Linked DNA regions of Mus musculus: region 1 is linked to region 2. Evidence: chromatin contacts called from ENCODE Hi-C or POLR2A ChIA-PET data. All regions are on one chromosome and are shown on one strand. The core of a region is the stretch at or near the end of the contact, and the rest is flanking DNA. Distances in the headings are between cores, read along the strand shown.

Region 1 (4,077 bases), core at 1,265-3,764, 190 kb before region 2:
CTCCTGATGGTAAACTGATGTCACTCCCCTGCTCAGACCCTCTAGCTACTCCCAGATCACTTAAGGTCAAACTCTCCCCCAGACCCTAAGCCAGCTATAATGGTGTCTTAGTTAGGGTCTTACTACTGTGAACAGATACCATGACCAAGGCAACTCTTATAAGGACAACATTTAATTGGGGCTTATTGTGGATTTGGTCTAATGCTAGCATTATGTTATTTGGGTTCCCCAAATTGCACAAGAATCCATATGTAAGACACTGAAGGGTCCCTGCCCCCAGTTGGTTCTAATTGGTAAATAAAGCTGCCAGTGGCCAATGGCTGGGCAGGGAGACAGATGGAGGACTTTAGCATTTGTGGGCAAGGGGATGGAGAGAGAAGAAGGATTTAGAACCATCATGATGGGAAAGCAGAAAGATCAGGCCTGAGAAGTTCAGGAAAAGAGAGCACACCAAACATGTAAGAGCCAGGAAAGAGTGGCCCCAGAGCCCCACTGCACCTTCACACCCAGGTATAGTTTTAGTAATAATTCAGGAATATCATAGGGGAGACAGTGTAGATGTTTGAGAGTGGCCCAGACATTAAGCTATTAATTAAGGCATATTAAATAAAAGGCTGTGTGTGTGTGTGTGTGTGTGTGTGTGTGTGTGTGTGTGTGTGTGTGTGTGTGTTGCTGTGGTGTGTCTTTCATTCAGGAATCCAGAACATTGGGGTGGGTAGTAAGTAACTCTTGAGCAACAAGGGACTCACACTGCTGCAGCTGGGGTAATTTGAGTATGTAATTGCTTACTGCTACAGGGCTGGCTTACAGGTTCAGAGGTTCAGTCCATTATCATCAAAGCAAAAACATGGCAGCGTCCAGGCAGGCATGGTACAGGAGGATCTGAGAGTTCTACATCTTCATGTGAAGGCTGCTAGAAGACTGACTTCCAGGCAGCTAGGACAAGGGTCCTTAAAGCCCACAATCACAGAGATACACCTACTCCAACAAGGCCACACCCACCCTAACAAGGCCACTCCTCCTAACACTGCCACTCCCTGGGCCAAGCATATTCAAACCACCACAGATAGCAACCTCAGTTGCCACCCATGGTGCTTTGAACCCGCCATGCCCTCCTTTACACCTGACACTCCACACCTTTCCCTGGGCTTTAGCCCCCCCCCCTCTCTCTCTCTCGTTTTGTTTTTTTGAGATAGGGTTTCTCTGTATAGCCTCAGCTATCCTGGAACTCACTCTGTAGACCAGGCTGGCCTCGAACTCAGAAATCTGCCTGCCTCTGCCTCCCAAGTGCTGGGATTAAAGGTGTGTGCCACCACTGCCTGGCTCTAGCCCTCTCATTTTTAACTTTATTTTTAAGCCTGTTTATTAACTGATTCATGACAGGACATCAGTTCTAGGGTCAGCCTGGCCGATGGTTGCCATAGCCCCATCCCTACTGAGTTGCCCACACTCTCCCAGAACTTGTCCAGGGAATCAGCCAGTCCTAGTGTTGCTTTGCCCTAGGACATCTCTGCAGAGAATGGCGGTGGTCAATGGCTTGCGGAGAGGCAGCAAGAGCGCCATACCAGATGTCCATCAGGCACCCCTCCTCTGCCCTGGAGGTGGCTTGCACTCTTTGCTCCTGTGGACTTTCAAAGCACACAACTTTATTTGACGCGGTAGACAGTGGTGTGGCCCCACATTAAAGATGAGGACACTAAGGAGAGGTGCGGCTCCTGGACCAGGTGGGCTTTGTAAATGGAACCATGTCTGCCTGGTGCCTACTGCAAAACCAACTGTCTGTCCCTTCTTGCTGGGCTCAGTGGTCACTTGGCCTGCACTGTTGGTAGCCCTTGGGCTCAGCACCATCTCCATAACTACTTGTGCCTCTGCCCTTCTCTGAGAGGGCTGGGACCACAGTGGTGAATGAGAGGCTGGTGTGTAGATGCTGGAAAATCTGTGGGGAGAGGGATGTGGAGGTAGAGCTGTCTTCTGAGCCGGGGGTAGGGGTGTTTGAAAACTGCGTGGTAGGGTCAGAGTTGGAGGGTCAGTGTAGATTGACAGAAGGGCCCAACAGCTCATGAACAGACTGGAGCTGTCACCTGCTGAAAGGAAGCTGCCCAGACAAAGAGGCAGATGACACCGGGGAGCCTGAAGCCATGAATGTAGATAGCACAGCCTGTCCCTGGGTGCTGACAGTTACAGCTCATGAGAAGATCACCGACTGCTGTATTCATTTTGTGTTGCTGTTATTAGGATGCCTGGCACTGGGTAGGACAGAGAACAGTTTTATTTGCCCACCGGTAGTGGCTGCATCATTGCATGGTAGACAGCTCCTAAGGAAGGAAGAGTGGATTTGCTCCTCTAGAACCACAGAGCTATCTCTGAGAACTGAGAACTGCATGGATGCTTTCTGGGATACATCTCTAGGATCCTATGGCCTCTCTCCAGGTCTCCCCCTCTTAAAGGATCCACCCCCTTTACTGATGTCTACACTGGAGGCTCAGCTTCTAAAACATGAATACTTTGATTTCTACCCAAACCACTGCTAAAACACGGCTGGAGCTTTTCCTACTTAGCTCTGGCGCTACAGGGAGTGTAGACAACGGAGCTAGGGAGTGAGGTTGGGGGGATAGGAACAGGCTCCCTCCTATGGGCAGGGCTGTGCATGGTTGAATCCTCCTGTCAATGCCAAGAGTGGGAGTCCCAAGACATTGGGGAAGCTACTAGTCACATCTATCTGCGGGGTCAGAAAGGACCAACCCTTCCAAACGCTGCCCGTCAAACGACTGTCCCTGCTGTCCGTGCTGCCTTTTCCTTTTTAAAGATGGTTTGCAAAAACGTTACTAAAAACTTGAATCACACCCAGCGTGGGAAAGTGTGGCAGTTCCTCAAAATAAGCCACCGCAGACAGACTTACCCGAGCAGTTGCACGCCTGCGACTACAGTGGAAGGGACAGCAAAGAGCGCTGAACTGGAGACATCTGCACACTCATGTTCCTTCGGGGTCTGTTTAACTGCTCAAGGTGGGAGCCGCCTGATGCTTCATCACTGGAAGATCGATCGGTATTGCGGGTCTCTGTGTGGTACGCGTATCCTTAGGAGAAAGTACCCGGTGCTGGGGTGTAGTAGATATTTTTCTGTTGCTGTGTGACAGTTTGAATATGCATGGTTATTTGGAGGTGTGGCCTTGCTGGAGTGGGTGTGGACTCGCTGGAGTGGGTGTGGCCATGATGGAGGAAGTGTGTCACTATGGGGATTCCTCCTAACCACGTGGAAGCTAGAACCTTCAGGTCCTCCTGCACCATGTCTGCCTGGACGCTGCCATGCTCCCGCCTTGATGATAATGGACTGAACCTCTGAACCCAGTCATCATGCTGGGTCATTCAGAAAGAAAAGAGGTTATTTGGCTTACGACTTTGGCTGTTTCAAACTCCATGTAGCATGGTCAGTGAGTGCCTAACAAGGCTCCCCAGCCGCATAACAATACGGCTGGTGCCAGCACATGGTGGGGAGCAGGATGTGCTACACCCTACACAGCTTGGGTCCTGGACTGGGGCAGCGTCGGATGAAGAAAAGACAGACATACAGACACATGTACAGTGAAGCTGGCATCAGGTGGGGTTCTCAGATGCTAACACTGCTGCCACATCCCAGAACTTCAGCGTGCTTGTTAGGCATAGCGCAGGGGGAGGTGTTAGCTAGTCTCCGTAGGAGGTCTCTGTAGACCAGGCTGTCTCAGGTTATAAAGGAGGAGGCCACAGTTGCTAGCCTTTGCACACACTGATCGAGTGTCTATAAACACATAGACCTGAGAATAGCTTTGACATTTCTCTCGAGCCTGGGCCATTTGGGTAATGACTTTGCCAATTGTCCTGGGTCTAAGGTCTTGAATCCTCCACATGATTGTTCCCATGCCAAAATATACATTCTCTCAGGACTTGACTCACTCTGGGGGGAGAGCAAGTGCCAGACTTTGTGAGAATGCTCTCAGGTGGTGATTAGTCTTATCTTGATCACGCTGAGAGGAGTGTTTATCTGCCCCAAGATCTGCCCCAGTTACCTAGTGACCAGCCCCACATCCCACACCCACACACT
Region 2 (3,808 bases), core at 321-2,820:
TATTTTTGTATATAGGAGATAGAGTGCTCTGGGCTTATTGGCGTGGTGTCTGTGAGTGGGACCTGAGGTAGAAAGCTGGGAGAGGAGGGAGCCCTCTTCAGGAGTCGCTGCCCCCTGGGGACCATGTTTGGGCCCAGAGTCAGGGGCACAGAGAGAACCAGGAGAACCAAGCCAACACTTTCAGTATTCAGTGTATTTGCTTTTTTTTTTTTTTAAGATTTGTTTATTTATTATATGTAAGTACACTGTCGCTGTCTTCAGACACTCCAGAAGAGGGCATCAGATCCCATTACGGATGGTTGTGAGCCACCATGTGGTTGCTGGGATTTGAACTCAGGACCTTCAGAAGAGTACTCAGTGCTCTTAACTGCTAAGCCATCTCTCCAGCCCCAGGGTATTTGCTTTTAACTCAGCCAGTAAATAAAGGATAGTACGACGCCCACAACACACCACCACCAAGTGGTTTTCATTTGCAGGAATTGGAGGAATGCTTAAAGAAAATAAACACTGGGGCTGGAGAGATGGCTCAGTGGTTAAGAGCATTGGCTGCTCTACCAGAGGTCCTGAGTTCAAATCCCAGCAACCACATGGTGGCTCATAACCATATGTAATGGGATCTGATGCCCTCTTCTAGTGTGTCTGAAGACAGTGGCAGTGTACTCACATAAACCTTAAAAAAAAAAAAAACAAAAAAAAAACAAACATTTATTTAAAACCCTCTGAAAACCTATTTTATGTGCAGTTTAAAACTAATAAACTTGGGGAGCTGGGTATGCAAATTAGAACTTGGTACTTACTGAATGTCTACAGCCCTCTGAACTCTGTTTTCGGTAAACCTTTGACAGTTGGCCTGCAGATGTCAAGTCCATGTGTGGGGAGGTCTTTGAGACTTGATCCTGGCAGAAAAGCTTCCACCCGGCACTGCTAGCCTCCCGCATCCGTGTGTAGTCCTTTAGAGTGGAGTCTGGCTCTTGAGTTCACCGCCCACCCCCTGAGTTTCATATTTCTGAGTTCTCTACGGTTTTCTAATTATATATATTAAGAATAAAACAAAGGGGAGATCTAAAATGTTGGTAGTTCTGTTATTTCTCATGAAGACACCTTTCTCTGTAAGAGAGTTGGCAGCTCTTGTTCTCTGGGATGGGGTCTAGGAAAGGTGACGGCCGCACCTTGACACTGCAGGCGTTGGTTCCATTTTCACAGTGTTCTGTAACATAATGTCAGAGTAAGGCCGCTGTACTAAGATCGTTTAAAGTGTAAGCATTAAAATTCTAAAAATACACGTTTTAAGAAGAAACTCCGTTTGAACTTGGGTTTTTGTTTTTGTTTTGCACGGTTACAGGCGAGTGTGTGACGATTTGCTCGCTTTCTCAGCTCCGGACTGGGCTCTGCATGGAGACCTAGAACTTAGCTCCATTCTCCACCGTCCTAGCGGTCTCAGCTAGTTCACCGCTACGCAGCGCCTGCGTAGAGGCAGGGTGGTGGCGGGAGTGGGGGTGAGGGAGGGACGGGCGGGGCTTCCCAGGACACTAGGGTTGCGGCTCCGCCCCGGAAGTGCGCGTTTTAAGCGCCGGAGATTGTTTGTATTCCGGAAGTGGTTGCAGTACGGTACCCCACGTGTGGTTCCAGGATGAAATTCGCTTACCGGGTGAGCGGCGGGCCGGGCAGGGGCAACGGGAGGGCGATGGAAGGTTCCGAGGACGCGGGAGAGACCGAGGTCGTTGTCATCTCGGCTGCCTGTGGGAAGCACTAGTGGGTCGACCCATCGCAATCTATTGCTCCTGGTTTATACCAGGAGCTCCGGGCTCCTACCCAACAGGTCTCGGGCTGTACCCAGCCCTGTCCAAACTCCTCTTGCCAGACAACACAGCAATAGCTGCTGAAAGGCTCTTAACAACAAACTTCAAGCAACACCCAGCTCTCTACAGGGCCGCCAGTTCTTGGAGCAGTCTCGACAGCGCTCCTCTGCTGATCATACCTCTTAGGAGCCTAGCTCTGCCTGGTGTTATCTCGTTGCATAGCTGCCCACCTACACCCCAGATCGACTCCTGCCTTAGTTAGCCCAGGCAATCCCAGTAAGCAACTACCCTACTGCTCTGCTGGGCTTTGCAGTGTTTGGACATCTGTCCAATTGCCTATGTGCCGTTTCTATGTGGACATAGAACACAAGGCTCGGGTCTCTACACCCAGCTGTGTCTGCTGGATGGAGATGCTTGCCTTTGATAACTGAATGGATACACCGGGGCACTGATACTTAGCACGGTGGGCGTGGTGAGCATCTCCTGCAGCCCTGTTCACTGAAGCAGCTTCTCTTAGAATGGAGATCCTGTGCCCTTCTGTGCCTGGCAAATGCTTCCTGTCTTGGGAGTATAGTACCATTCAAGGGAACCCTGGGCTCCTGAGAATTAAGTTGGGTTCCTCCTCTGCCCAGGGGCAGGACACACCTATGGTCAGGTACTTTACTACCTATGCCCAGATGCCTCTCATCACCATTTCAGAGAGCTGACGCTGTGTTCTCTGTGTTAAAACTGATTCATTTCCTTTGCAGTTCTCGAATTTGTTGGGTACGGTTTATCGGTGTGGAAACTTAAATTTCACACATGATGGAAATTCTGTTATCAGCCCCGTGGGAAATAGAGTCACTGTGTTTGACCTTAAGAAGTAAGTATGGGGAGACAATGTTAGCAGGGACGTTATCCTCCGTGTGAAGGCTAGCCATCCTCTTTGTGGCTTGCAGGACTACTGGATTTAGGAGGACACAGGTCATGGTAGAGTTGCCTGCTGAGGTCCTCGTTTTTCATTCTAGTATCTAGAACACCAGCATTACTCTTAAAGGGAAAGGAAAAGTCATGTGCCTTTTGGCTGTTGGCTAGCAAGTAGGGGTGGTGGCAGATAGGAAGGTTATCTCAAAAGGTGAGCACTTACTGTGGGGGGAGGGGCGGCTCTAAGGGCCCCAGGACAGGTGGTTTGGAGAGTTCAGGCTGTCTTGGGTCCTTGCTCAACAGCCCTGATGGTTCCCACCTTCCCTGCTGAGATTAGGCTTAGCTTTGCTTGTCCCAACAAATGTGCTGTGGCTCCTTTTCTGACTAGGAATGACTCAGCACTTGACTGTCTGAACGTCTGTAGGCTGATCCCCTCTAGCCTGGGCAAGACCCTCCAGTTCTTCTGGCCACTGTGCTCCCATTAGCTTCAGTTAGCTGGCTAGTCCTAGACCTCCGTTACCAGACACTGTAGGCTGGGCCAGCAGTATAACCTACTGTGCCTGCTGTCGATGGATTACTGGGTCTAGTCAGGTCTTCTGTGTCACTGTCTCTTTAAATAACATCTCAGGGTCTCAGAAGTAATGAGAACCTGTTTGTTAAAGAAGACTCAGACCAAAAAAAACAAAACAAACAAACTAGGTTCTAATTGCGACACCTATAATGGTGCCTCCAGCTCAGTCAAACCCTGCTTTCTTCTCCTTCTATCCACTTCTGAATTTAAGAACATACAGCCTTTGCAAGTGTGCTACCCTTAACTCGAAAAGGTCAATACCAAGACGACCCAGGAGGGCAAGGAACGAGCTGTAGCCTAAGGGGCCCTACAGCAGGAGAACCAGCTGCTAGTCCATCTCTGGCCCTGCCCTCCCTATCCGAGTGTCCGAAACCAACTGTGGGCTGGGTTTTTTGTGTTTCTTAGCAACAGATCCAACACATTGCCTCTGGCCACCAAATACAACATCAAGTGCGTGGGGCTGTCCCCAGATGGTCGCCTCGCAATCATCGTTGATGAAGGTAATCAATGTTGGTGTGGGCAGGCACTGGGGTGG

Evidence for each region. Hi-C counts contacts between places; a loop is a spot of excess contacts on that map. ChIA-PET counts read pairs that join two places held with the same protein, here RNA polymerase II (POLR2A).
Region 1: a loop to region 2 is called in a map of CH12.LX, with 2.3 times the contacts of the local background. The contact joins the enhancer-like site here to the promoter of Pwp2 in region 2. A Hi-C loop is called at or near these places in 1 of 37 maps with a recorded cell type or tissue (CH12.LX). POLR2A ChIA-PET finds 5 or more read pairs at or near these places in 1 of 5 experiments (embryonic stem cell).

Annotation. Positions count from the first base shown.
Region 1 is chr10:78,371,963-78,376,039 of GRCm38, reverse strand. No RefSeq gene overlaps it. Among named protein-coding and RNA genes, the nearest start is that of Gm40709, 22 kb to the right of the region's middle. Within about 2 kb of position 2,514, at least 1 of the 3 ENCODE cell types and tissues checked has a DNase peak (open chromatin) inside an H3K27ac peak, as active enhancers do.
Region 2 is chr10:78,182,911-78,186,718 of GRCm38, reverse strand. Pwp2 (PWP2 periodic tryptophan protein homolog (yeast)) reads left to right here and starts at 1,570. Exons shown (of 21, transcript NM_029546.2): 1 at 1,570-1,648; 2 at 2,549-2,661; 3 at 3,679-3,773. The coding sequence starts at 1,631. It overlaps Trappc10 (trafficking protein particle complex 10), which reads left to right. Exons shown (of 23, transcript NM_001081055.2): 23 at 1-1,297.